Regions from separate parts of the Homo sapiens genome. Here all the other regions are linked to region 6. A link is a loop called in an ENCODE intact Hi-C map of the cell type or tissue named here. Cell type or tissue: HCT116. All regions are shown on one strand.

Region 1 (5,000 bases), 790 kb after region 6:
AACATTTACACTGAAGTCAACCTTCTAGGAAAAATCTGTATTCCCATGTGTGTGGCTCTCCTCACACATATAAATAAACAGTAAAAAGAAAATAGGCCGAGCATGGTGGCTCAAGCCTGTAACCCCAGCACTTTGGGAGGCCGAGGCAGGCGGATCATGAGGTCAGGAGATCGAGACCATCCTGGCTAACACGGTGAAACCCCGACTCTACTAAAAATACAAAAAAATTAGCCAGGCGTGGTCGCGGGCGCCTGTAGTCCCAGCTACTCGGGAAGCTGAGGCAGGAGAATGGCGTGAACCCAGGAGGCAGGCAGAGCTTGCAGTGAGCCAGGATCGCGCCACTGCACTCCAGCCTGGGCGACAGAGTGAGACTCCATCTCAAAAAAAAAAAAAAGAAGAAAGAAAGAAAAGAAGTGTACATTGTTTTTAAAAGACGTATAACATTTTACCAATCCTAAACATTTTTATATTTTAATATTTTGACAGTTGGAGAGCATCTTATAATCAATGGAGCATCATTATTTAGTTAGCAGTGTTTCTTTTTATTTTTTTTCCCGTGGCATATAAAATAAAGGTGTGTCTTACCATCCATGGCATTGTAGATTTGAATAAATGCATTATGTATCAGACATTAGCAAGATATCAGCACCATGTAAAAGTAAATCAAAAAGAAGAGGTAAGATGTGACAACACACCAACCTTTATAGCTTAGTACATGAGTGGGAAGGTGGTTATAACTTCTTTACCAAGTGGCTACTACCCATTTAACACATATTTCTTTCCTTCCTTGTTTTCTCCTCTCAATAAAATAATAAAAGGATAGAAATTGAATTTCTGGCATTTATTGTAGCTTTCTTAAATTATTGATTATTGTCCCTAGAATATGAGCTCATGGGGCACAAAGTTCTATGTGGTCCTCAAACACTCATATATATTGGAATCTCCCTAGGAGCTTCTTAGAAATTCATGGTCCTCGCCTCCTGCCTGGACATTCTAACTCAGACAGTCCCCAGTAAGGCCCAAATAGCTGTCTTTTTAACTCTAGGTTAATTATGATCACCCCAAAGTTTGAGAACCCCTGGTCTGTGTTTGGAATTGGCCTATCACTGCAAAGGACTTGAATTTAGAAACTTTGGTCTCAGTAGTATGCACAGGACCCCATTTGATAGAAATTAGTGTGATTTCAAAAGGCAAATACACTGACGAAGGAAGGAATTCTGACATTTCATTGTTTCCTTTGGGGCTGGGACTGAAAGAACATGTATTGGTGATGTCCCTGATACCTATTTCTGTTGGGGTTTTTTTAGCTGTGCCCCATAAAATCGGACGCATCATTGATGGGAGTCCTGCAGATCGCTGTGCAAAACTAAAAGTGGGAGACCGGATCCTAGCAGTGAATGGCCAGTCTATCATCAACATGCCTCACGCTGACATCGTGAAGCTCATCAAGGATGCAGGTCTTAGTGTCACCCTTCGCATCATTCCTCAGGAGGGTGAGTGCCTGAGGCAGCCTTGCAGAGAGGCGGCCAACACATGGACACACTCACCGGGTGTTCTCAGCCTGCCCGCCAGGGTCGCGGAGTGCACCTGCCTGCCGTCACTGTGGTGTCAGAGTGTCAGAGGTTGATTATTATTTCCACTTTTGCAAAAACTCACACTCAGTTGCAATCCATATCTTGTTTACTCAGTACCTGTTTCATTCAGAGGTCAAGCTATGTGACATTGCAGGCTAAATAGTGTGAATTCCAAGACGCCAGGTTATTCAATCATTCCCTGTGGGCCCCCACTTTTATGGTTATATTAAGTCAGAATTCATTCAACAGAGGTGACAGAGTTACAAATCTGAAAAAAAAAATTTATGTTAACAGTAAATCTCTAGAGGATTCCTCAAAGTCAGATTGATTTTGAAAACGTGAAGTTTTGTGGTATAAGGAGAGCTCATTTAGAAAATGTTGCATCTGATAAGAATTTAAAATTCCCACTGAGCCTTTTGAATTTGTCTGTACAAGGACTCCCCCCTGAGGCTCAAAAGAGTAGTGAACATCACAATTCATAACCATGCCCTAAGGGGTCATGGAGCTGTGAACATCACTGCACCAAAAATTCACCATTTCCAGAGACAGTGGGTTCATGACTAGTTTCTGGCTGCTGACTCATCAACGATATTGAAGAATTCCATTTCTGGAGCTCACTGATGAGTGTCCCACACAGAGGCTGATGGGCTCACTCAACTTGGTACCCTCTGTTTTATTCAGCCCCCAATTCCATTTTAGGATTATCTGACATGTAGGCAGCAAATGGCTAAACAGCCACTTGACTTTAAATATAAAACAGTAGTTCTCAACGGGGGTGGTTTTGTCCCCCCAAGGGACATTTGGTAAAGTCTGGAGGCATTTTTGACTGTCTTGATTGAGGTGGGCATGCTGCTGGCATCTAGGGGGTGGAGGCCAGGGATGCTGCCAACTATCCTAAAATGCACAGGACAGCCGTCCACAGGAAAGAATTACCCCACCCAAAATGCCAACAGTGCTGAGTCTGGGAAACCCTGATATAAATGGAGAAGGAATTAAAAGATTTGGACTGTGGGGAAAAAAGGGGGGGGAAGAAGAGTTCATAGGGGAATGCTAATAGATCACCTCCCTTTTCTTACCCAATCAAAAAAAGAGAGAGAGAAAAGAAAATGGCCATGCTGCTTTATAACCTACTATCTCCAGACACCAACATGTATAAGCTATTCAATGGAAATTAACTGCAAACAAGATTGCTCGCTGAAAATCTAAACGCTTCTCAGTTTTCTGAGTCTGGAATGTGTCTGTTGGGCCCTTATTCCAATATATAGAGTCAATTTCAGTTGAAAATTTGATGTTATTAGCAAAGAATTCCAGAAGCAATTATTTAATAGAATAGTTTTGTGACTCTTCCTGTGTCCAGGGTTCTTTCTTCTTTCTGGAAAAGTGTGGAGTCCAGTGGGCTATGAGGCAATAAGACTGACAAGGGATGAGGAAAAGATTGTAAAAAACATTTTTCTTTTTATGGTTCATTCCTTATCCACACTTTGGAAGACTCTTCAGGCTGTTTATTACAAGCAAAAACTGGTGGCGGATCCATTTTCTCTCAGCAAGCGATGCTGCAAAAATAGAGTATGTTTTAGAGCTTAGTCCTTTGAATAATTTTTTTCATAGTTTTATGAGGTTTTTTGGTAATCTTTTCTTCTGGCAGAATGACAAGATACTGTTCATAGCCTTGTTCTGCAGTGATCATTAATGAAAGAATACAAATATCAGAAATGGTATTAGAACTTGATAAGATTAACCTGCTATCTAAAAACCTAGCAGAAACGGAAATAACCAAAGCCTGAGCCATCAGCAGAGGCAAAGTCACTGCCTCTAGTCACTTCTTTCCCCTTATCAACACTAACCTGACTGCATCTGCCGCTTTGGTTCTCCATCGCAGAGCTCAACAGCCCCACCTCGGCACCCAGCTCAGAGAAGCAGAGTCCCATGGCGCAGCAGAGTCCCCTGGCACAGCAGAGTCCCCTGGCCCAGCCAAGCCCAGCCACCCCCAACAGCCCCATCGCCCAGCCAGCACCACCTCAACCACTTCAGCTGCAAGGACACGAAAATAGGTAAAATTTCCTCTGACTTTTGTGATTCTGAGAGGTGATAGGGTGGGGAAAGGAGGGAGTATTTGGGGACAGCACAGGACAGGCAGAGAGAGAGACTTTTATAAAGTAGAAATCGCCGTGCATACCTTTGTGTGATTTCGAGGTTGTGTGTGTTATAGATATGGTTTTATTAGTAAAGATAGCTGAGTGTCTGTCCTTCACAAAGAGAGATGCTTTCCTGCAGAAATGGTGAGCAGTTGCAGATGAGTAGGGCTTAACAGCTGAAGAGCATGTTAAAGAGAGTCCAGAGTGAAGAACTTACTCAGAGGCCCCCTGGCAGGCGCAAGCCTGCAGTATGCACGATGGAAATGCGGCCAATATATGGGGTGGCAGAAGGAGAAGAGTATGATGTGAGATGAAGCCAGTGAGGGTGGCTGGGGCCCACCCTAAAGGGCCTTGTAAGCATGCTTACTTAATGTTTTGATCTTTAAGTGCAGCGGGAAGTCATTGAAGGGTCTTCAGCTGAGGACTGCTATCATTGGATTTGCTTTATAAGAAGGCCTCTCGGTCTGCCCTGCAGAGCGCAGACAGGAGGCTGGCAGGGTGAATGCAGGTTAAGCAGTTAGGAGGTGGCTGCAGACGTCCATTGAACCACAAAAGTCATGGCTCAGAGAATGATGATGATGTGGAGGTAGGGAGAATGTTGAAGGATTTGTAGGCATTAGTAAATATTAGCAGCCAGTGTGGTGGCTCACGCCTATAATCCCAGCACTTTGGGAAACCGAGGTGTGAGGATTGCTTGAGCCCAGGAGTTCAAGACCAGCCTGAGCAACGTGGTGAAACCCCACCTCTACAAAAAACACAAAAGTTAGCCGGTTGTGGTGGTACACGCCTGTAGTCCCAGCTACTTGGGAGGGTGAGGCAGGATAATCACTTGAGCCCAGGAGGCGGAGGTTGCAGTGAGCTGAGAACGTTCCCATTACACTCCAGCCTGGATGACAGAGTGAGACTCTGTCTCAAAAATAAAATAAATTAGCATTTTTACTGATTATAACAACCTTACATCCTCCTACCCACAATCTAATGAGGTTCTTCTATTCCACACATAGCATTAGAGATAGGCATCATAGACTAATGAATAAGACACTTTGAACTTCCAGAAAAAGACTGTCATAAGAACAACATTGTCTTCTTATTGTGACTTGTATATAACAGGGAGCCTGGGTTGGGTTCAGCCATTAAAGAGAAAGATGAAGACATGTTCCCATGATGCTTTCTCGCTTTCCGTGGGAAACAAACAAACAAAAACAGAACAACTCACAGAAACACCTCTGCATATAAACCCCTCACTGGCCTTTTTAATGATTCTAATGTTTTCTGAACATCTGCTTCCCAT
Region 2 (5,000 bases), 410 kb after region 6:
TTTTAAGTATGTCAACATTTGTATCAGTTTCTTTCACCCCAAAGTTTGTTAAGAATTTGGGGGACTTGTTTCTTTATGATAAATATCTTTAGATATTTTCTTCTCCCCTGTTAATCTAAAATAATTTCCTCTACTAATCTTTCTGTGATTCTTTTCAATTTAGTTTTAGGAAATGTTTTCCTTGTCACCTTCTACCCACAGACTTTGAATTTTCTATTTTCATAATTTTCCATATTGTTCTTTTAGTACTTCAAACAATTTGTAACTAATTATGGGTTTTAGATATAGAAGAAAAATAATTGTGAGGCACGAAATATGCATTCTCAGTAATTCACATACCCCTGGCTAGACCCTGAATAGAAGAGATGTAATTTGCTTATAAATGTTACATATATATTGAGAGGCCGAGGCAGGTGGATCACAAGGTCAGGAATTCAAGACCAGCCTGGCCAACATGGCAAAACCCTGTCTCTACTAAAAATAAAAAAATCAGCCCATCGTGGTGGCACGCCCCTGTAGTCCCAGTTACTCGGGAGACTGAGGCAAGAGAATCGCTTGAACCCGGGAGGCGGAGGTTGCAGTGAGCTGAGATCGCACCACTACACTCCAGCCTGGGCGATGGAGCAAGACTCTGTCTCAAAAATAAAATAAATTCTAAAAAATTACATATATAAATCATTTCTTCACAGGCTTGGGGATTTCTGCTTCCTGGATTGAGGTATCATCCCAAAAATCAGAAGCACAGTTAACCATTACACTAACTTTCCCTAATTCTAATATCTCCTTCTAGACTTACGTTTTCTCCCTGGCCTCAAATAATAAAGGGAAGCGGTTGTTTACATCTGCAAAAATATGGTATAGATATATTTGCCACACTGTTTAAAGGCCACACCCTCTTTATACTCACACCTTTTTTTTTTTTTTTAATTTATTTTTTTTGAGACGAAGTCTCGCTCCATCACCCAGGCTGGAGTGCAGTGGCACGATCTCCGCTCACCGCAAGCTCCGCCTCCCTGGTTCACGCCATTCACCTGCCTCAGCCTCCCTAGTAGCTGGGACTGCAGGTGCCCGCCACCACCCCCGGCTAATGTTTTTCTGTTTTTGTTTTTGTTTTTTGGTGTTTTTTTTTTAGTAGAGACGAGGTTTCACCGTGTTAGCCAGTCTGGTCTCGATCTCCTGACTTTGTGATCCACCCACCTCGGCCTCCCAAAGTGCTGGGATTACAGGCATGAGCCACTGCGCCCAGCCTCATATCTTATATATTAATTATAATGAATTTTTTTTTAGCACTTAGAACCACTTCAGAGCACGAAGAGTCAAAAACTGACTAAAAGTCAATAATCAATTTGCATAGAAAAATCTCTGAAGGGTCACAAAGATAATTATTACTGCTAACTTGATGGCTAGAGCCCTGGATTTTAAAGCTTGCTTTGCACTGTTTTCCTCCATTGTGTTTCTGGATTTTGTACCATGTGCATGTTTCACTGTGTCAAAAAAAAAAAAAAAAAAATTTATATATATATATATAAAAGATGGTGAGCAAAAAAAAGTCACTATACAATGTGCAAATATTTTAGTACCCATATTAGAATTCTTCTCATTTTAGAAGGTTTAGGAAAAGTAAGAAAATGGATAAGAGCATTCTTTGAGCAATAATTGACAATCTGGACTTCTTGATGAACTGACTGTGTAGAATGCGTGACTGCTCCCTTTCTGAAGACACTGAAATGTGTCCTACACTTTTCATTACAGAGTATAATCTATAGTACAGCCACGATGAAAAATCAATTATATAAGTTTACAAATAATTATATTAGAAATAAAATAATCATAATTTCCCATATATAAAAATCAACACAATCATATTTTTCTTTTGTCCAAATATCAACCCTGAAGTGTTGATTTATTTACAAGAGCCTGTAGTTCAAATTCTAAGCCAGCTTCCAGCAGTGAAGCAAACAGTCCTCCCACCACAATCCAATAAAACCTTAGATCAATATAACAAACACACTTTTTAATGGGATTATTGGGTTTGCACAAAAGCATGGAGAAATCTTTAAGCCCCACCACATCCAACACAGTGGCCACTACCACAAATGAGCAGAAACCAGAGTGAGGAGGAGTCAGTTATAAGCAGACTAGAAAGCCAAAGTTGCTCTGGGGGTATATGAGAAGACCAAGCTTTGGACCAGTATAAAATTGGGGAGCTGCGTTTCTGATTTTGCTTTAAATCAGTTGCTCTCAAAGGTGCCAAAGTGATGCCAAGTTTGTAGCTCGGTAGCAGCCCCTGGTGCCCAACAAAAGCAAATGCAGAACTCTAGAGAACATAATAGAGAACTTGAAAAGAATGCATGGTTTCTGAAGATTGCTTTTCCTCCTTTAAATTACTTAACCCCATTACATGTCTCTATTGAGGAAGAAAAGCTCAATTGATGCAAACACCTTTTAAAGAAGAAATACCACCTTTATGTATATCCTTTTCTGACATTTGCATTACTTTTTGAAAACCCCTAATCTAAAAATTATAGAAAATTGACCATACCTTTTGTTTCTGTAGGCAGAAATCATTTAAATTGCTTGACCAATTTAACTACTCTATTTAGTATTATAAATAATAGAATTCAGTGGTAATAATATACAACATTTACTGAACACCTACTATATTCTAGCAGTTTACTACTCTAAGCACTTTATAGATAAGTCTCATCTAATCCTTATAGGTAGGTAACTTCATTATCCCCATTGTACAGTTAAGAAAATTGAAGCATCCACAGAGTTATTAAATAACTTGTTCAACCTCCCACTTTAAAGGACAGATTCAAACCTAGGTGGCCTGACACAAGCCTTAACTATTACGTTCTACTGCTTCTTATGGAGACTGTTGTTATCGGGGAATTTTTAAAGGAAACGTAAAAAAAGTTTACATTTCAAATTATTCCTATTCTCTTTATGAACTACAAATATGTTCCCTGATCCTTTTTTTCTCTCAGCTTAAATGTTTTCCAGCCATGCCTACTTCCAAAGAAATAATATGAAGACAAGGAGAAAAAATTATTGGATTTCTTAAAAGTTGTCACATAGCCATTATAAATATAAATCACAGGGTAAAATAAATTTTGGAAATTCAAACTTTATGACAGTTTAAAGGAATAAATTTTTCTATCTACCTTAAAAACAAATCAATTATTTTCCCTCATTTCAAAAGACGGCAGTTACAGAAAGCTGCATGTTAACTGTATACATAGACTGTGTCACATGAAAATATGGATAAGATATTAAATGTGTATTCTTCTTCTTGAGATGGTTTTATCTTGGCTTCTGGTTATTCTTTAATGAAACTGGGTGGGAACGTTGAAAACCATGACATTCTAACTTATCATTGGTCTTGTACCTGAGAAGCAACATGTTAGATACTGGCAGGGCAATAAACAAGAAAGCAAACGGAATGGCTGCCATGCATATTTTTGTAATATCAAAACCTTAGACTGTACCAGAACCATAGAATTTATAAGGACTGAACTAAATGCACAAATACATACATTTATTCTCTCCCAATTAAACGCTTTCAGTTCCTGCACTATGTACAGATCTTTGAGCCCTTCTGAATTTCTTATGGAAAGGAGAAAATTATATTTACTGAATTCAACAAAACCCTCAGGGCAGGCAAGATGAAAGGAATTAAATTTCTTAATTCTTCACAACAGTTAAAGTGTAGGTATTAATAAAATATGTTTTTATAGATCATTGTTTATAAGACTATATGTTATAAATGTCTGTTTCGTGCCCCAATGTTTCTATAGAATTTCTAGGAATTCTATTTAACAGTCCTAGTCCCACAGAAAATTTTTACATCATTAGCATCCTTTAAGAAGAGGTGTTTCTTCTTTACTGAAATATTCTTTGTTTTTATTGTCAGTGAAAAAAAAAAATTCTTGTTCTGGTTTGAACGACATCTAAGAGACACAGAAACGCAATGGGGAATGCACAAAAAATGTCAGTGTTTGATAAAGTCTGTTCGTTTTAGCAGTAAATAAGGAAAACATTATATTTTACATATGAAGCTGAGGCAGGAGAATCACTTGAACCTGGGAGTCAGAGGTTGCAGTGAGCCAAGATCGCCACTGCACCCAGTCTGGTGACAGAACAAGACCCCGTCTCAAAAAAAAAAAAAAAGACTATTTTTCAATTTAACAATAAAAGCATACTGAGAAATGCATCTTAAAAGTCAAAAAGGACAATTTTACTTAGCCACTTCCTAATCAAATATAGCTTCACGCCACTATAAAAAAGGTAAAACATGCATGGGTTATTTGGCTCCTTCTCCCTAGTCAGAATTTAAATAGTCCAGAAATTCTCAAACCACAGATCTGATATATATATGATGTGTGCGAGAGCATGCTTACATGCACATTTTTCTCATCAGGCTGCATGGGACTAGGAATACTCGCAGGAGTAGCTGACACAGGCAAGCTTGGTTGGCGTGTAAGGTCTGGTTATTTCCCTCCCATTATTACGAAGTTTGCTCGGTTCTTAACGGGTAATTTCTTAACAACTTACACAATATCCAATATATGTCATTTTTAAAAAATTTAAGCCGATACAGAAGAAAGATATATTATCTAAAATGCAGCAAAGTTAATTTCTATTTTCCATATTAATCAGGGAAACAAATATGATATAGCATGAAACAATAATTTGCAGTCCTTGAGATGTTAAATATTGGTTCAGTGGACTGCACAGTGAACTGATCCAGTACACCATTTTATGAGTTGAATTGTGCCCCCACCCCCAGATTCATATGGTGAAGTCCAAACCCCCAGTATCTCAGATGGTGACTTTATTGGGAAATATGATCATTGCAGATATAATTAGTTAGGACGTGGTCATCCTGGAGTAGGGGTAGACCCTTCATCCAGTATGACTGGTGTCCTTATAAAAAGAAGAAATTGGAACCCAGATGTGCACACAGGGAAAATACCATGTGAAGACTGCAATTATGT
Region 3 (5,000 bases), 1.3 Mb after region 6:
AGGCTGAGGCAGGAGAATCACTTGAACCCAGGAAGTGGAAGTTGCAGTGAGCCGAGACTGGGCCACTGCATGCCAGCCTGGGTGACAGAGTGAGACCCTGTCTCAAAAAAAAAAAAAAAAGAAGGATTTTTAGACTTGTGCTAACTCCCAATCATGGGCTTAAGACTTTCACAATAAAAATCATTATGTGTATATATCATTCTAGCCTTAAAAAACATAATTGCTAAAAGGACTATTAGAATGCCTTTCTATTTTACAGTCTGGGTAAATGCTTTCCCAGACTTAAGAGCTTCTTAGAGAGTTTTATCAAACATGCAGGCACATTTCTGATTATTTAAGGCTTAAGACTTTGGAAATTCTTTGGCATTTAGCTACAGCCTTTTGACATTTTTGCTGTTCATTACCAGTACCGTGCTGTGGAAAGGAAAAGAGAAGGGACACACAAGGTGATTTTATACACCTACAAACAGTGGAAAAGTGATAGTGGATAGGAAAAAAGTAGAATCTACATGAAATATTTGTAGATTTAACTTATGTTCTGTTCTCCATTATTGTAATTGTTTGTGTCATACATTGCTGCATAATAAACTACCGTAGGCCAGGTGCAGTGGCTCGTGCCTGTAATCCTAGCACGATGAGGGGGTGAAATGGGAACATTGCTTGAGGCCAGGAGTTCAAGACCGACCTGGGCAACATAGCAAGGCCCCATCTCTACATCTGAAAAAATAATAAATTAGAAACCTACTATAAAACATAACTTTAAAAGAACACTTAATGATTTCTCACCATTCTGCATGAGGGCGCTGCTGTATGACTTTCTTCCATGTGATGTGGGTTGGGACTTGTTGGGAATCTCCCCACGTGGTCTCTCATCCGTCCATGGCTTAGCCTGAGCTTCTTTACATGCCAGCAGGACCCCAAGAGACTGAAGCAGAAGGTCTCTTAAGGTCTCAGAACCAGCCCAGAAACACATCTGCTCATTTTATTGGTTAAAGCAAGGCACAAGGCCAGCTCAAATACTAGGGCTGGGAAAACAAACACTACCTTGATGGGAGGAGCTGCAAAATATTGTGGCTATGACTTCCAACACACCTCAGTAGCTGATCAAGTTGACTGTAAAATTAAATTGGACAAAATTGGTAAAAATTCCAGATTCTGACTTCTGCCAGACATTTATTCCATTTTGCATTTATCCCATTTGCATTTATTCCATTTGCAGATCTGCAGATTAGGAAGTAGACAGAAACAGTAAGAAAAAACACGTGGATAGTCTTAATCACTTTTCAAGTTTTTTTTTTTTGGAGATACAGGTTCTTGCTAGGATGCCCAGTTTGTAGTGCAGTGGCTATTGACAGATGATATACCACACTGTGGCCTCAAATTTCTGGGCGCAAATAATCCTCCCACTTCAGCCTCCTGAGTAGCTGGGACGATAGGCACATGCCACTGCGCCCAGCTTCAAGAAGTTTGTTTTTTTTTTTTTTTTGAGACATAGTCTTGCTCTCTTGCCCAGGCTGAAGTGCAATGCCGCGATCTCGTCTCACTGCAACCTCCGCATCCCGGGTTCAAGCGATTCTTTTGCCTCAGCCTCCCAAGTAGCTGGGATTACAGGGGACTGCCACCACACCCAGCTAATATTTGTATTTTTAGTAGAGATGGAATTTCACCATGTTAGCCAGGCTGGTCTTTAACTCCTGACTTCAGGTGATCCACCCGCCTCGGCCTGCCAAAATGCTGGGATTACAGGTGTGAGCCACCATGCCTGGCGAACTCATAGGCTTTAAAACATATGTCTTGGGGACTGGGCGTGGTGGCTCACACCTGTAATCCCAGGACTTTGGGAGGCCGAGGCAGGCGGATCACGAGGTTAAGATATCGAGACCATCCTGGCTAACATGGTGAAACTCCGTCTCTACTAAAAATACAAAAAAAAAAATTAGCTGGGCACGGTGGTGTGTGACTGTAGTCCCAGCTACGCAGGAGGCTGAGGCAGGAGAATCGCTTGAACCCGGGAGGGGGAGGTTGCAGTGAGCCGAGATTGCACCACTGCACTCCAGCCTGGCCATAAAGTCTCGTCTCAAAAAAAAAAATTACACACAATATATATATATATATACACACACACACATACATACATACACACGTGTGTGTGCGTGTGTGTGTGTGTGTGTCTTGGACTCACGCCTGTAATCCCAGCATTTTGGGAGGATGAAGCGGGTATATCACTTGAGGTGAGGAGTTGGAGACCAGCCTGGCCAACATGGTGAAACCCTGTCTCTACTAAAAATACAAAAATTAGCCGGGTATGGTGTCAGGCGTCTGTACTCCCAGCTACTTGGGAGGCTGAGACAGGAGAATCACTTGAACCTGGGAGGCAGAGGTTACAGTGACCACAGATCATGCCGCTGCACTCCAGCATGGGCGCCAGAGCAAGACTGTTTCAAATAAATAAATAAATCATAAAATAAAATAAAGCTTATCAGTGACCCTTGACTTAACTAGCCCCTTTTTCAACTGAGTTAACTAGCACATATGTTTCTTATCCATTAAAGCCTGTATTCCTATCTTCTCTGAAATGTAGAAGCATATAATAGGGTCAGTAGTTAAGAGTGAGGATTTTAGAATAGGAGCTAGATTTAAATTGTGGCTTTGTACTACTTTGTGTGACTTTATAAACATTATCTAAAGTCTGTATTTTTCAGATTCATTCATAAGACAGTCTACCTCATGAGGTTTTTGTGAAGTTTGAATAAATATGTATACAGAGATTAGCAGTGTCTAGCACACGGAAAGCATTCAACAAGGTCAATGATTTTTATTTGACAGGCCTCAGTCTGCAGGAACATATATTTAAGCTTTAAGATTTGCTCAAGCCTCTTGCAAAATGGTCTATGGGGCCTCTGGCAGTAGGGACTTCATATACACTCCCAAACACTGAAGCCACCCAAACAAGCTTTTGTACTAAGCTCTCTGAATTTCGAGTGACTTTTCTAAATTTTTTGACCCATAAATTTCCTCTTGGTTTGCTTTGCTGCCCTCTTCTGGTGGAATGGCAAAAGAGTTAGATGACATTTCCAATCCCTACTGCCACTCAAACTGCTAAAAGCTATCAATATTTTGAATCCTTAGTCAAAGAATCCAACTTGCAAAAATCTCTGGCCTTACATTCAAGTCAATTCAAATGAAAATAAAGTCTAAACGTAAAGCTTCTACCTATGAATTTCAATTTATTTCTATTACATGGAAAGTGATATTGGTAGGTAGAATAATTATTAAAATGGACTACTCATTTTAGGTTGAAAAGATCTAAGAATATTTTGTTATTCTGAATGGCAACAGAAAATTCCTTATAAACTGCATTTCACTTTTCTGAAACAGTGAAATGTGTACATATAGAGTCTTAATTTTAAAAAACTTTTTTCCTAGGCTGGGCACAGTGGCTTACGACTGTAATCCCAGCACTTTGGGAGGCCGAGGCGGGCGGATCACGAGGTCAGGAGTTTGAGACCACCCTGGCCAACAGAGTAAAACCCCATCTCTACTAAAAATACAAAAATCAGTCGGGCATGGTGGCACATGCCTGTAGTCCCAGCTACTTGGGAGACTGAGGCAGGAGAATCGCTTGAACTCGGGAGGCAGAGGTTGCAGTGAGCCTAGATCATGCCACTGCACTCCAGCCTGGGCAACAGAGCAAGACTACATCTCAACAAACAAACAAACAAACAAACAAAAACCAACCAACCAAACCAAAAAAACCCTTCTTTCCTAACGTTAACATCAGCTAATCTCTATATCTTCCAAACTATAATACCTATGTATTATCCTGGTATTTAAAAATTTTAGCATAGAAACTGCATGCAAAATGTTACTGTGTACTTCCTTCAAATACAATGAGAAAGGTAAATACTTAGCCTAATACAGAAAATTATTTAAATCACTTTAACAATTTTCACATTGTTTTGGAAGATATTGTAAACATTCTAGGCTAGGCATGGTGGCTTATGCCTGTTAATCCCAGCACTTTGGGAAGCCGAGGCAGGAGGATCGCTTGAGCCCAGTAGTTCGGTCTGGGCAACATGGCGAAACCCCATCTCTACTGAGAAATACAAAACTTAGCTGGGCGTGGTGGCATGCGCCTGTGGTCCCAGCTACTCGGGAAGCTGAGGTGGGAGGACTGCTTGAGCCTGGAAGGTCAAGGCTGCAGTGAGCCATGACTGCTCCACTGCACACTCCAGCCTGGGTGACAGAGTGAGACTCTGTCTCAAAAAGAAAAAGAAAAAGAAATATTCTAGGTTGTATATAGACAAAGCTAAAATTTAGAAGCAAATGTGCAGAAAGTTTGTACATTTGAATTTTCATTAAACTGCTAATCCTACTGTAGAATTTTGTGATCAGAAAAACATTTCCTTGGTCCTTGATTTTCAGAAAAACATATTTTAAGGAGAAATATACATTGTTTTCTTGTTTACTTCATATTGGCTGTTTGGGTATAAATCTGTAGAAGTTAAAAATATGTTCTTTTTGAAGTATTGGCAAGAGTTCTAAAGTTACAAATACTAGTACATTAAGTCATGATAACAGCACTTATGCCACGTTATCTCTACAAAATGTAAAATGACTGGAATCTTTGGAATTCCCTTCCCCCACTAATTCAACAAAGCTCAGATTTGTCGTACTTTAGAACAGAGAGACTATCTCCTTGAGCTACCCAAGCATTGCTGCTTTTACTGGTCAAATTATTTACGATCTGAATATTGGTCATTTGCATATTTTATAGGAATTATGCACCTTGGAGACAAGGGAACAGGTTGCAGCAAATCTGTTAAAAATACAGTTTATGTTCAAAACTAGATCTACTTTCCATGTTTAGCACAATATGCAAGGGTTGCTTATTGAGTGGAAATATGCCAAAATCTGGGTTAAAGCCTTTGCAGTTCTCTATTTGCCAGAATGAAAACATGAATTTCTGGCCTTTAAGGCTGTGTAACGAAGACCCAGAA
Region 4 (5,000 bases), 340 kb after region 6:
CCTAGCATGGAGAAGAAGGCAGAATTAGCGTTCCAGGGCACTCAGCTCCTCAGTGACTTGTGCTTGGATGGCTGAAGCTTCAAATTGCTATGCTAAATACATCAAGTAATTCACATAGGTAATAAATTTAGGAACACAACAGTCTTCCTGCAAAACTACTCCCTCTTCTGCCTCTCCCTAAGAAAGAAAAATATAATTTCAACTTTGTCTTCTCTCTTTAAATTGTTCATCATTGCTTTAGGGTACACAAGCAAATGTTTGTTTTATTCCTGATCTCAATTTACACTGTTTTCTGAACTCCAGTTTCATAGCAGTTTGTCAATATTATCTTTCCAAAGGAACCAAGCAAACTGCCAGAATGCATTTCTAATGGCCTCCTGGTGGTAATTAAAATGTCATTTTTGAAATAATAACCTGCTTGTTGTACCTGACTTGAAGTAACTGCTCAGTTTTACTTAGACTGCATTACTCTTTCCATATTGAAGACCTATATTTAAAGTAATCAAAGAATGCTATATTTCTTGAAGTGTAATAAAACCCCAGCAAATTTGACATGTACCCTTTCTACCATGGCTACGTGCATGGAGCATTTGCAATGCAATTTAGATCACACCTGGTATTGCTTCTCGGCCTTTTGGCTAAGATCAAGTGTAGATCACACCTGGTATCTTTGGGGCTCTATTCTTCCCTGCCACACCTCTCACTCACGGAATTAGGGTCGGAAAGCAGATTCAACAAATTATCTTAATATGACCATCAGGAAAATCTCCTCATCCTAATCATAGAGTGGAGTGGTAATATAGGATAGCAGTTGTTTGAGAGGAAATATGGCATAGCAGTTATGTGCATAGACTCCAGAGCCAGGCTGGCTGGGTCCAAATCCCAAATCCATCACTTATCAACCATGTACATTCTGGACAAGCTGTTTAGCTTCTCTGTGTTCAGTTTATCTGCAAGATATTGAGAATGGTACCTCCCTCACTGGGGTTTTGTGAGTTAATTTATGTAAAATTCTTACATTAGTTAGTGCCTGCCACATAATCAGCACCGTGTAAGTGTGAAACATGATGGTGGTGATGGTGATGATGATGATGATGAAACGTAGATTTGCTTGGTGAATTTTTGAGTATCTACTTCAAAACATTTATGGCCAGACCGTAAAATTATCAGGAAACAGCTCTGTGATAGGCTAGGAGTTTGGGAATACAATAGCAATTCTTTTTGAGATAAACCACATAGGAATCCTGGTTTAAGAAATCACTGGTGTGGCCTTCTGGACTGAGCCCTTTCCTGATAGTTAAGAAGCTTGGGAATTCCTACTTGTTCAGTTCCTGACAGTGGGCAAGTCATTTCTCCCCTTGAACCTCTATTTCTTTATTTGTAAAATGAAGATAGTGTATTAGATGAATTCGGAGGTGCTTTTCAGCTCTAAAATCCTATCTTTTTAATCAGCTGTTTGTAAATCTGATCACATTTGGAGCACACTGGGAAAAACTTGCCACTTTAAAAAGTACAATGTGACAACTGGGAAAGTGCTTTATTATGGCAAATTCTCCCTGTTGATTCTAGCTTGTTAATGTGGCTGCTCAAAACCCAAGTTTATTCACAGCCAGCACACCTACATTGCTATTCCACAAATGCCTGAAGCTGGAAGTAAGAGGCTCTGATAGGAGCTCAGCCAGTCATCTGCACCAAGCCCACAGTCCTCTCTGGGTTGGGCATGAATGCACCTGAGTGGTGCAAGTTGTTTGAGACTGACTTGGCAGCCTTCACTCTCGGAAGGTTGCCTGGTTTCTAACTTCCATTTGCACATATGTTATCTGCCTCTGCCTCCTACTGAACAGCCATCTACCCCTCCCCCTGCCACACACTGGCTTGTAATAACTATGCATATTTCACATCACCCAAATGATTTTGAAGTTATTAATTATATTAAATTGTCTCCTGGGGAGAACCCATACACATACACACCAATTCATGCTTTGAAGGTAAACATTAAATTTTTCTGTGCCAAAGAAAATGAAAAGGGAAGAAATACGATAATTGAGATGAAATCTTCCTCCAGTTAATTGTCACATAACAAAGATGATAAAGTGTCGGGTGGAGAGAAAAGAGGGCTAACGTTGAACAAGCACCTATTCTGGGAGGCCTGTGACACTCGATGTTGTTCAGCAATGTTTTATTTCATCATTAGAGGATATGCATTGTATTCCCTACTTTACTTTTTTTCCCAAAAAGTTTCACAAAGATTCCTTGTCTAGAGTCACACACAGCCAGTAAACAGCTGGCATTCTGGAATGTGACATTACCAGAGGACACTTCACTATGCTTTCTGGAGGTCTTCAAGACATCCATCTTGTAATTCTTTTAAATTCCATTTTGTTCATCTGTAACCAATGTAATGAATACCCATTTTATTTATACCTTTATGAACATACGATTATAAATTCTGAATCTTTATAAGAAGAGATGTCATATTTGTTGGTAAAATTGCCTTGAATTTACCATATTCTTATGATTTAAGGTTGGAGAAAGGTTTTATGTGCTACGGCCGAGTATTTGCTCTCTACAGTTGAAATCCAGACAAAATGTGGAGGATGATACATGACATTAGCCAGTAAAATGTAATCAAATGGCACGAGCGTCATCTACTGGTTGGGTTGTCCCACCTCAGAAACACTCAGTTGGACTGTATAAAGTGATTAAATTTTGTTTGCAAATGCAATCCAGAAAAATATATCCACTTCAGATACCTTTTTAAAAAACAATAACTGAAACAGATACTATTAACTGGAAATCTACAGACAAATAGGACAAAATGAACCACTTTTTTTTAATGAACTGCATTTAGATGAATAAGTTAACTTAAATATAACTAGCAATTTGCAAACAACAAATAGCTGTAAGTGCTCTGTGATTCTTTGGTAGCTTCCCCTCACTCCTCATTAGACAGTGATGAAAGCCCTGGTAAAAATTCTTAGCCAGAACACCCATTAGGGTGACTATTATCAAAAGAGAAAAAAAGGGGGGATAAGGAAAGGAAAAATAATAAGGTGAGGGTATGGAGAAGTTGGAACTCTTGTACATTTCTGGTGAGAATATAAAATGGTGCAGCTGCTATGGAAAACAGTATAGTGGTTCCTCAAAATATCAAAAATAGAACTGTCAAACAATCCAGCAATTTCACTTCTGGGTATATACCCAAAAAAATTGAAAGCAGGATTTTGAAGAGACATTTGTAAAACCCCCGTGTTCATAGCAGCATTATTTACAATAGCCAAAAGGTGGAAGCAACCCAAATGTTCATCAGTGAATGAACAGATAAACAAAATGTGGTATATACATACAATGGAATATTGTTCAGCCTTAAAAAAGTAAGGAAATTCTGAAAAATGCTACAACATGGATGAACATTGAAGACATTATACTTAGTGAAAAAGGCGAGTCACAAAAGGACAAATACTGTATGATTCTACTTATGTCAACTACGTAGAGTGGTCAGATTCATAGACAGAATATAGAAGGGTGGTTGTGAGGACTGCAGGGAGAGAAGAATGGAGAGTTCTGGTTTGATTCGTATAGTTTGAGTCTGGGAAGATGAAGAAGGTTCTGGAGATGGGTGGTGGTGATGGTTGCACAACAATGGGAGTGTACTTAATGTCACTGAATAGTATACTTAAAAACAATATGGCAAATTCTTTGTTATGCATATTTTATCATCTGAAAAAAAGGTGGAAGTTGGGCAGGAGAGAAGAACATAACAGATTGTGTTAGTTCAGTCTGCCTTATTGCCCAGACTTGAATTTACCCATGTTAAAACTTTGAGCCTTTTCTTCTTCTTATATAAAATGTTAATCATAGGGAGAGAATCACAGTTATTTGAAAGGATCAAATAAATTCTTAGATGTTATGGGTGGGGGTGTTTGGGGGGGACTCTTAGCTGGAACTCCTGCTCTAAGTCCACAGTCTTTTCTACTTTTCTAGTTATCACAGCTAAGCTAGCCAAAGTTCCTTCCTTGTCAGTTCTGAGACACTAATTGCATAGAGTTCTTCAGTTATCCAGAGAGGGAGGAAACTAACATTGCTGAATGCTGAAGATGTGCAAGTGTTGCAACAATGATCTACTTACGCAATCTCTCAGCTGTAGAGCACGCTACGCTATTCCCATTTTGCTAATCAGGTAACAGGTTGAGAAAGACAACCATGATTATACAATTTGGTGCACTCGGTCATCATTTAATGCAGGTAATACAGCCAGTATATGAGTCTACTTTGTCTACCTAAAATAGAAAGGAGAGGGTAAAGGAGACAGAATGTTATCACGAATTGAGCTCCTGTGGTGTATTGATTACTGGTTCAGATTTCCCAGACTTGCCATTCTCTGGGGTTCATCTACGTGATCTCCATAAAGGTGATCATCTTCATGAAGTTAGCAGTTGCTTACATCTGATCATGCAAGACTGTAAAGTAACCCCACCCTCTCAGTTCCCTTTCATGTATTCCCATTCCCTTCCCAAAGTATTTCTGATATGTGGTGTCACATCTATGCTCTCCAACCAGTGAAGTCAGCTATAGGGTGCCTGCTAGACATAATGCTGCCATTGCTTCCCCTGGGCACCTCTTGTTATCACTGCCATTGCCTTTGCTGTTTGTCTTCCAGCTGCCATGGCACTACCAGCCACCAGCCACCCTTCACAGGTGCTGCTCTCTCAGCTGCACATTGCCACTGGTTTTAAATACCCCTTCTTCTTTCACTAGGTGCCACAGTCCCCCCGGTTCCTATGCTGCTGCCATTTCCACTTTCAACTACGTATCAGGCAGAGACACCTTATCTCATCTCAGTCTCAGGTAGAGACTGCAGTTCTTCCTGGGTACAGTCACTATTGCACTGGAACCTTCAGATACCTGAGTATGATGGTCAGTGCCTATTTGGAAGAGAAAAATTTTTCTTCTATTCTGATAACCCTTGTAAGATGAGTACCAAAGTGAAGTTACCGGTG
Region 5 (5,000 bases), 980 kb after region 6:
GCACAACAGATAAATACAACTGAGATAGTCAATAAGAAAGCAGATGAAACTATTACATCAACTGATCGCTGAGGACCTCGACGCTGCAGGGTGTGGGTGGAAGGGAGAAAAGGAAACATTTTAAAATATATTTACTAATCAGCAGATAATTTCCATGGTTTCAATAAAGGTGTTGACTCATCACCATCAGTTGATCACAGCCCACAATGTTGAATATACCTAATTTGTTAGGCAAATTTTAATGATAGTGTTATGATTTCCTGAGGAATTGCAACAGAGTTAAAAGGGTATCTATATTTATATAGCATAAAATTATTGGTATAACTTTCAAATACTTCATTTTGTCAAACACAAGTCATTTATTCGACAAATATTTCTTAAGCACCTGCTTAGCACTAGATACTGTGCTGGGTGCTACAAATACAACAGAGAACAACACATGGTCCCTCTACCTTCACAGGAACTAGGAGGGGAGTGAGACATCAAGTTAATAATCACAGATATATGTGATAAATTGTGATGAGTGCTAAAAGGGAAAGACATAGGATGCTTTGAGATACTTGGCAGGGAGACTTCATTTAGATTTGAGGGTTAGGAGTGCGGGCCTGTGAAGATCTCCCTAAGGAAGTGATATTTACACCAAACTAAGGGGGAGGGGCAGGGGCATGATGGCACACAGCAGTGTTCTAGGTAGAAGGAAGGGCATGTGCAAGAACATAAAGCAGGACAGATCACAGCTCATGTAAAGAACGGAAGCAGTCTAAAATGGTTGGAATGTAGTGGACTAGGAAGGAGAGTGTTTCAAAATGAAACAAAAGACAGGTGAATAAGGGAGAACTTAGATCATAAAGGGCATTATAAACCTTGTTAAGATTTTGTGCTTTATCTTAAGAGAAATGAAGAACCTCCAAAAAGTTTTAAGAATATAGGGCCAAATATACATTTTTAAATGATCACTGGTGGCAGACTGAAGAAAGGAATGAAAAGAAGAAATGTGAATGCTGGAATGCCAGGTAAGAGGTAACTGAAGTAGCATGAGGTAGAAGATGATTGATGGTTTCAATGAGGGTGGCAGAAATGGAACAAAGAGAAGCAAATGGATTCAAGATATATTTTGGGAGCAGAAAAGATAGGAATTGGTGATAAATTGGAGACTAGAGATTAAACTAGGATAATTCCTAGGTCTGGGCTTACATTCCCTCACTGAAGTATAAGCTTACGTATGAGGGTAGGGGCTTTCATCTCATCAACAATGAATGGCACATGGTTAACATAAATAAGTGTTTACGGAATAAAATAATCAATGTACAAAAGAATGTAACACCTGCTTAGGGTTGACAATGGAGGAAATTTTGGACGAATTCAAGCGATCAGATTCATCCCTCCATACAACAGATATGTCATAGGAAAAAAATATCCATGCCAATTTGCAGCAGTGACACTAAGTAAGCTAAATTTAACAAGTTAAATTAATAAACAGAACAATGAATTTTTTAAATATAAGAGTAGAGAAATAGGGCATTATTATTATTAGGGCTTCTTTGATTATTATTTCAAAATATAAAGCATTAAAGATCTAGGTATGTCAGAGGATGATTGGTCTTCAGGTCAACTTTACTAAGATACAGACAGTGCTGTGAATAAATATCATTGGAATTTGCATGATTACTCCATATATAATGACATTCTACTGCTACTTAATGCAATAACAAGAAGTAATCCTCAGAAAAAAAGTGTTTTCCTAAAACCAATTTAGATGTTTCCCTCTTCCCTCCAGAGTTTTTATATCATACTTCCATAATTAGGAAAATTACTCAAAAGATTAAAGGAAAATAATGACATGAAAAGAATGACACTGAATTGCAAACTAATATTTTAAAATAGTAATAGGTCACTTCTGTGAGGAAACTCATTGGTTATTTTTTTTAAATTCTTTTTTAAGTAGTGGGCTCCCTCTGCTGGCTTGTGACAACCAGGCTAGTAGAAACAAAATCCCTAATCCAGTTTTTGAATGAGTAAAAGCTGGTTACTATACATCTAGAGACAAATATATATTGATAAAGAAACTGGAACTATCAGAAAGGGCCAGCATGTTAAAGCTACTTTTATCACTCCCATTCTACCTTAAGATAGGAACGGAGAGATAGCCACATTTTTATATTCTGTACTTTCTTCAACCGGAAATGAGGAACCTCAGATTTTCGAGCCCTCCTTGCAGATGTTAAATGTCCAAAGAGTTTTGCAAAAAGTAATCGCTAAAAAAGATTAAGATGAGGATTAATTTTCAAGTAGATTACCACAGAAAAACAAAATTAACAAAATATGAATTGTTAAGATTTTATTTGGTTAGGTACTATAAAAGCAAAATAAAAAATAATTAGGTAAAAATGATATAATGAAATAATAAAGTACTTCAGGAATACTTTTAATATTATGAAAACGATAAAATATTCTTATTCGGAAGTCTACATTATACCCACCTGTTTATAAGTTCTTTCTGCTACACAGAGCAAAAAAAAGAAAATCCACACAAGAGACACGCGAACCACAAAACTTATTATAACCATAGAAAGAACTATGACATCTTCATTAGAACCAAATGCAATCACATAAAGTTCTGAAGCAGAATGTGCTGTGAGTTGTTCCAAGTCTGTAGCTTGAGAAAGTCGGAAAACAAATGGAGTTAAACCCAGTATGAGAGAGACTGCATTTCCAAAAATCTGGTATCCTATTCCTGGTATATGGCTGTTCACCTTGAGGGAGCCAGGGGAAGAGAGAGAAAAGAAAAATAAAATTATACCATAAATTTTATCTACAGTAGAATTATTTATAGCAATATGAAATCATTTGTTAAAATATACTCATTCTGAGTAATTTGAATCCCATTCAAGTTTGAGAGCCTACTACATATAAAATGTCATTAATTCTTCAGATCTTAAAAACAATTATCAGATCGCTAATTTACTAAGTAGATGGCAAAAGGACTGTCATCCAGATCTTGAAAAAAATTTATGTATTTCATTATTTCAAGTTAGAAATATTCATAAATACTGCAATATTAAAGAGAATGAGATCTCATATCCACTGAAATTCAGTTCATTGAAGAAAAAACTCAGCATTACACTTATTTCATACGTTTGTACATTTGTAACTTGAGGTTTTCTTTCTGTTTTCTTTTTTTTTTTTTTTTTTTGAGACAGGGTCTCACTCTATTGCCCAGGCTGGAGTACAGTGGCACAATAATGGGCTCAAGTGATCCCTCCCAACTCAGCATTCCTAGTAGCTGGGACTACAGGTATACACCACCGCCCCCAGCTAATTTTTTGGGTTTTGTAGAGATGTAAAGACAGGGTTTCACTATGTTGCTCAGGCTGGTCTTTAACTCCTGGGCTCAAGCGATCATCCCTCCTCTAGCTCCCAAAGTGTTGAGATTACAGGCATAAGCCAACACACCCAGCCGCTTACATTTCTCTTTGAATAGTCCAATATATAAATAAGTGTCTCCTTAAACTCTAAAAGCATTTTAGAAGAGAGATGATAGAAGGAAGAAGAAATTAAACAGAAAGGGAAAAAGGTGAGGGAATTATTTTAAAAAAGGAAATTAGATAATGGGACAATATAAAAGCTTCCAGTATGCTAGACTGGCAGAACTAAAAGAGATCTTAACTATCATGTAGCCAACTTTTTATAATATATATTAGATAAATGAGACCATTGTAAGTTAAGTGATCTGCCAATTCACAGGTAATTAAGTTACAGAGCACAAACTAGATCCAAGATTCCAGAGACTTCCCCGTCAACTGCTTTTAATTGCTCACACTGAGATATGTTATAGGGAGTATTATCAATTTCTAGACCCAGTTATTATAATTCCTGTCTTACACAAAGTGTGGAGAAGAGTTCAAGCACAATAATGCACCAAAGAAATTTAGAAATTGCAAGTTAAAAACAAGTCCAGAGAAATCAACACATTTTATTTTATTTTATTTTTATTTATTTATTTTTTGAGACGGAGTCTCGCTCTGTCGCCCAGGCTGGAGTGCAGTGGCGTGATCTTGGCTCACTGCAAGCTCCGCCTCCCAGGTTAATGCCATTCTCCTGCCTCAGCCTCCCGAGTAGCTGGGACTACAGGCGCCCGCCACCACGCCCGGCTAATTTTTTGTATTTTTAGTAGAGACAGGGTTTCACCACGCCTGGCTAATTTTTTTGTATTTTTAGTAGAGACGGGGTTTCACCATGTTAGCCAGGATGGTCTCGATCTCCTGACCTTGTGATCCGCCCGCCTCAGCCTCCCAAAGTGCTGGGATTACAGGCGTGAGCCACCGCGCCCGGCCAATCAACACATTTTAAAAATCAGTAATTATCTGAAAAAAGAAATAATAGAAAATAAAATTTTAATCCACAGTATTTCAATTAGACTTCTTTGAACTACTCAAGACTTTTACCACTATCTGCATTACTTCTATATATTTAAGTAGGTAAGCAAGTATGAATGCAAATTTACTAGTTTGATTTTTTCATGTCTTAAGTCCTATTAAACAAATGAACCAGTAAGAATGATACAGAAAAATAAGTCTTTTTAATTATTTTTTTATTTTTAAAGTTCTTGTAACAACAATCTCTAGTCCAAAGAAAAGTCTTTATTAACACCTGTATATATCTAACAAGCTCCTGAATTTCAAAAGAAAGAAAAAGATAAAAGAGAAAAATTATAGACCGTATCATCTATTCTTGGTCAGATAAGTGAAAACACTAGAAGATGAGAGTGGTTTGGTGACAAATCACTGTTTAAATTACAGACAGAAACAAATACACACATGTAACTTTTTTTTCAGGGTGAAGAAATGAGGTCAGAAGGTTACTAATATAATATTCCAGTAATTATCTTATATATAATTACTAAGTCTTACCCTTGAACTACAAGAATAAAATTTAAAAACTCACTCTGTTCATTATCATTCCACTGATTTCAAGTACAGACATGTCTGCTTTCTTACAAT
Region 6 (5,000 bases):
AAAAAAAAAAACCTTTTCCCCACCAAACACAAAGATTTCTCCTACACAGTTTAAATTACAAAAGGAGACTGGCCCATGGTCTCTATTTAAAATGTAAGTACTGCAGAGAAAAAATAAATCATTAACTCATTTCTTAGTTTATTTTCTTCTTTATGTCCATCCTCATTCCATAAAAATTTGAGACCATAAAAGAGGCTTTATGTTTTTTGGCCAATTTATGTGAAGTGTTTTTCAAACTTTATTTAACGAGGTTCTTGGGCAGGAGGAATCTTGGGAAGGGCATTTGGAATCTTGAAGGGGATGGGAAGAGGAAAGAAAGACAGGAACTGTATGGATGGCATAGGGCAACTGGGAGACTGGAGGCAACTACAGGCAATTCTGTCTGTTCATGATTGTGCTTAGAGATGGTTCTGTATTCATTGTTTGCACTGAATCAAATCTGCAGTAGGTTTAGAAAGAATTCTTTGAACTCAGGAGGAAGATCTGTAGGATGCATACCCAGAACGTATTTATCTGCTACCTGCTTTTACTAGGCATTATATGGAGTTCTGGAAATGGGGAGAGAAAATCCACAAATAATAAGCAGACTCTGCTTTTTAATTTCTTCAAGGATCTTCAAGGCTAACATAAAAGAGCAGTCATAAAGAAAAATAAACTGTAATTAAAAAGTTGAAAAAGGATTAATGGAGTGAGAGAAGCTCATTGGAACTCTTAACAGATGAGGGAGAGAAACATTGGGGTAGGGGTGAACAGAACAGTTACAAAAGTGGTAGAAATTCGGCTGGATTTGAAATAGCGGTGAAGATTTACATGTACAAAATGAAAAGTATGAGAACAGTATTTTAGTCAAAAACAGTGACTAGGCAGGGTCATAAAAAAGCAATGGGCATGTAATGTGAACAGCAATCATTCTCAAATGTTTGGTATTAGGACACCTTTCCACTCTTAGCAGTTATGGAGGGCTTTAATAAGCTTTGGCTTTTATGGGTTATACTAATGAATATTTGCCACATTAGAAATTAAAACTGATGCATTATTAAAATATTTACTAATTTATTTAAATAATAATAAGCCATTATATTTTAACATAAATATTTTTTGAAAAATACATTTTGCAAGGTAAAACAAATATTTTCTTCAATTCTCTTTAATGTCTAAATTAATAGAAGCAAGACCAATGGATTCTTACCTTTGCTTCTGCATTTAATCTGTGGAGATACCACTCATCACACACTTCTGGAAAATTCCATTTTTATAAAAGCTAAAAAGGCAATTAATATCTTAGCATGCATATGGTTTTGACCATACAGGAGTCCCCTAGGCCACACTTTGAGACCTATTGGATTCGAGGTTAGTATATAAGAAGGGGAATAGCAAGATGAATGATGGAAAGTTCAGAATGACTAATATCTACAATATTTAATAGAGAGGCATACAAATTCCACATGCTGGTAGAAATAGAACCAATTTCCCAAACTTTAAAAGTATATCAAATATCTGTAACCTGGCTTTTCAGACAGTGCTGATAAATATCTGGTAGGCAGAAATCATTTACCTTTATATCAAATAGTTTCATCTTTTATAAAATGGCTTAAAGTCATATCAAAGGGATTGAAAAATTAGTGTGATGAATCCTGAACTGCCATTGCAAACTCAAGGTCGCTTTCCCACTGGAGTTCTGGCCAATATATTTTGGGATGCGTAAAAGGGAGCACAGCTAAATTACTTAAAATAAAAATGTGTTCAATCCAGACATGAAATTTGAGACTTGACCCCTGGCCACTAAACCAAGACTCTAATTATCTTTTAGGGTTAATTTCAGTGGCCAAATCACATGTCAAAATAAAGCACCTTTCCCTATCTAACTTTTGAAGGATTCCTCCAACCTGGAGAGCACAATTATTAAAGCATGACCTCGAAGTAAAAGTAGGGGACTTTAAATTTAAAATCCAGTGCTTTGTTCCTAATAATAATAATAATAATAATAGTAGTAATAATAATAATAATGTAGAAGGGATTTCAGCAAGTATTCCAGTAGGGGGAACTGTTGTTCAACAAATGAGAAGACGACTGGGCTTTTCCTGGGCAATAGGCACTGATCCTAGAACAGGGAATCCTCCCTAACTCATTTATGAGGCCAGCATCATCCTGATACCAAAGCCAGGCAGAGACACAACCAAAAAAGAGAGTTTTAGACCAATATCCTTGATGAACATTGATTCAAAAATCCCCAATAAAATACTGACAAACTGAATCCAGCAGCACATCAAAAAGCTTATCCACCATGATCAAGTGGGCTTCATCCCTGGGATGCAAGGCTGGTTCAATATACACAAATCAATAAATGTAATCCAGCATATAAACAGAACCAAAGACAAAAACCACATGATTATCTCAATAGATGCAGAAAAGGCCTTTGACAAAATTCAACAACACTTCATGGTAAAATCTCTCAATAAATTAGGTATTGATGGGACGTATCTCAAAATAATAAGAGCTATCTATGAGAAACCCACAGCCAATATCATACTGAATGGGCAACAACTGGAAACATTCCCTTTGAAAACTGGCACAACACAGGGTTGCCCTCTCTCACCACTCTTATTCAACATAGTGTTGGAAGTTCTGGCCAGGGCAATCAGGCAGGAGAAAGAAATAAAGGGTATTCAATTAGGAAAAGAGGAAGTCAAATTGTCCCTGTTTGCAGACGACATGATTGTATATCTAGAAAACCCCATTGTCTCAGCCCAAAATCTCCTTAAGCTGATAAGCAACTTCAGCAAATTCTCAGGATACAAAATCAATATACAAAAATCACAAGCATTCTTATACACCAATAACAGACAAACAGAGAGCCAAATCATGAGTGAACTCCCACTCACAATTGCTTCAAAGAGAATAAAATACTTAGGAACCCAACTTACAAGGGACGTGAAAGACCTCTTCAAGGAGAAGTACAAACCACTGCTCAATGAAATAAAAGAGGATACAAACAAATGGAAGAACATTCCATGGTCATGGGTAGGAAGAATCAATATCGTGAAAATGGCCATACTGCCCAAGGTAATTTATAGATTCAATGCCATCCCCATCAAGCTACCAATTACTTTCTTCACAGAATTGGAAAAAACTACTTTAAAGTTCACATGGAACCAAAAAAGAGCCCTCATCACCAAGTCAATGCTAAGCCAAAAGAACAAAGCCAGAGGCATCACGCTACCTGACTTCAAACTATACTACAAGGCTATAATAATCAAAACAGCATGGTACTGGTACCAAAACAGAGATATAGATCAATGGAACAGAACAGAGCCCTCAGAAATAACGCCGCTTATCTACAACTATCTGATCTTTGACAAACCTGAGAAAAACAAGCAATGGGGAAAGGATTCCCTATTTAATAAATGGTGCTGGGAAAACTGGCTAGCCATATGTAGAAATCTGAAGCTGGATCCCTTCCTTACACCTTATACAAAAATTAATTCAAGATGGATTAAAGACTTAAACGTTAGACCTAAAACCATAAAAACCCTAGAAGAAAACCTAGGCATTACCATTTAGGACATGGGCATGGGCAAGGACTTCATGTCAAAAACACCAAAAGCAATGGCAACAAAAGCCAAAATTGACAAATGGGATCTAATTAAACTAAAGAGCTTCTGCACAGCAAAAGAAACTACCATCAGTGTGAACAGGCAACCTACAAAATGAGAGAAAATTTTTGCAACCTACTCATCTGACAGAGGGCTAATATCCAGAATCTACAATGAACTCAAACAAATTTACAAGAAAAAAACAAACAACCCCATTAAAAAGTAGGCAAAGGATATGAACAGACACTTCTCAAAAGAAGACATTTATGCAGCCAAAAGACACATGAAAAAATGCTCATCATCACTGGCCATCAGAGAAATGCAAATCAAAACCACAATGAGATACCATCTCACACCAGTTAGAATGGCAATCATTAAAAAGTCAGGAAACAACAGGTGCTGGAGAGGATGTGGAGAAATAGGAACACTTTTACACTGTTGGTGGGACTGTAGACTAGTTCAACCATTGTGGAAGTCAGTGTAGCGATTCCTCAGGGATCTAGAACTAGAAATACCATTTGACCCAGCCATCACATTACTGGGTATATACCCAAAGGACTATAAATCATGCTGCTATAAAGACACATACACAGTTATGTTTATTGCGGCATTATTCACAATAGCAAAGACTTGGAACCAACCCAAGTGTCCAACAACGATAGACTGGATTAAGAAAATGTGGCACATATACACCATGGAATACTATGCAGCCATAAAAAATGATGAGTTCATGTCCTTTGTAGGGACATGGATGAAATTGGAAATCATCATTCTCAGTAAACTATCGCAAGGACAAAAAACCAAACACCGCATGTTCTCACTCATAGGTGGGAATTGAACAATGAGAACACATGGACACAGGGAGGAGAACATCACACTCTGGGGACTGTTGTGGGGTGGGGGCAGGGGGGAGGGATAGCATTAGGAGAAATACCTAATGCTAAATGACGACTTAATGGGTGCAGCACACCAGCATGGCACATGTATACATATGTAACTAACCTGCACATTGTGCACATGTACCCTAAAACTTAAAGTATAATAATAATAAAAAAAAGAAATAATCTGATGCCAAAAAAAAAAATAAAAAATAAAAAATAAAGAAAGAAAGAAAGAAAGAAAGAATCAAGTGTACTCCATGGCATAACTTTGCTAAGAACCAACTGATAAAGCATGTCTGTTGCTTTTTCTTGGTGATAATCTCAGTCTAACGTAGGAAATCATATTTCTTCATGGCCAAAGGAAGAATTTGTTTTTCCCATGTAGTTAAAGGTGATGGCTCTGGAGGCAATGGTATTAGAATATTAAAATCTGGGCCGGACACAGTGGCTCACACCTATAATCCCAGCAATTTGGTGAGGCCAAGGCAGGCGGATCACCTGAGGTCACTAGTTCAAGACCAGCCTG

What was found. A loop is a pair of places that touch in the nucleus more often than their neighbours do. Peaks named below come from ENCODE experiments on the same cell type or tissue, not always from the same donor. Only the 100,000 strongest peaks of a DNase experiment are listed, where the experiment ranks them.
Region 1: a loop joins it to region 6, with 2.5 times the contacts of the local background. A loop is called at or near these places in 8 of 110 quality-filtered maps.
Region 2: a loop joins it to region 6, with 7 times the contacts of the local background. A loop is called at or near these places in 19 of 110 quality-filtered maps.
Region 3: it touches region 6 in a loop (8-fold over the local background); 2 of 110 quality-filtered maps call a loop at or near these places.
Region 4: a loop joins it to region 6, with 10 times the contacts of the local background. A loop is called at or near these places in 9 of 110 quality-filtered maps.
Region 5: it touches region 6 in a loop (12-fold over the local background); 6 of 110 quality-filtered maps call a loop at or near these places.

What each region holds. Positions count from the first base shown.
Region 1 is chr7:78,131,514-78,136,513 of GRCh38, reverse strand. MAGI2 (membrane associated guanylate kinase, WW and PDZ domain containing 2) reads left to right here. Exons shown (of 22, transcript NM_012301.4): 17 at 1,308-1,493; 18 at 3,454-3,625. Among named protein-coding and RNA genes, the nearest start is that of DDX3ILA1, 140 kb to the right of the region's middle. RefSeq lists enhancers at 1,043-1,542, 1,543-2,044. In HCT116, a CTCF peak has its summit at 2,015; a DNase peak (open chromatin) is centred at 2,033; H3K27me3 peaks cover 67 bases.
Region 2 is chr7:78,508,062-78,513,061 of GRCh38, reverse strand. The region is part of intron 4 of MAGI2 (membrane associated guanylate kinase, WW and PDZ domain containing 2); the gene reads left to right. Among named protein-coding and RNA genes, the nearest start is that of MAGI2-AS2, 500 kb to the left of the region's middle. In HCT116, a CTCF peak has its summit at 2,289 (motif pointing left); a DNase peak (open chromatin) is centred at 2,261.
Region 3 is chr7:77,649,784-77,654,783 of GRCh38, reverse strand. LOC105375363 (a long non-coding RNA gene) reads right to left here and starts at 1,443. Exons shown (of 3, transcript XR_927695.3): 1 at 1,045-1,443; 2 at 787-925. In HCT116, a CTCF peak has its summit at 3,027 (motif pointing left); a DNase peak (open chromatin) is centred at 3,063.
Region 4 is chr7:78,585,287-78,590,286 of GRCh38, reverse strand. All of the region lies in intron 3 of MAGI2 (membrane associated guanylate kinase, WW and PDZ domain containing 2), which reads left to right. Among named protein-coding and RNA genes, the nearest start is that of MAGI2-AS2, 420 kb to the left of the region's middle. In HCT116, a CTCF peak has its summit at 2,648 (motif pointing left); a DNase peak (open chromatin) is centred at 2,696; H3K27me3 peaks cover 312 bases.
Region 5 is chr7:77,937,783-77,942,782 of GRCh38, reverse strand. It overlaps PHTF2 (putative homeodomain transcription factor 2), which reads right to left. Exons shown (of 19, transcript NM_001395272.1): 12 at 4,945-5,000; 13 at 2,481-2,753; 14 at 2,124-2,255; 15 at 1-83. Among named protein-coding and RNA genes, the nearest start is that of DDX3ILA1, 50 kb to the left of the region's middle. In HCT116, a CTCF peak has its summit at 1,951 (motif pointing left); a DNase peak (open chromatin) is centred at 1,951.
Region 6 is chr7:78,921,841-78,926,840 of GRCh38, reverse strand. All of the region lies in intron 2 of MAGI2 (membrane associated guanylate kinase, WW and PDZ domain containing 2), which reads left to right. Among named protein-coding and RNA genes, the nearest start is that of MAGI2-AS2, 85 kb to the left of the region's middle. In HCT116, no CTCF peak of the experiment used is centred here; a DNase peak (open chromatin) is centred at 2,030.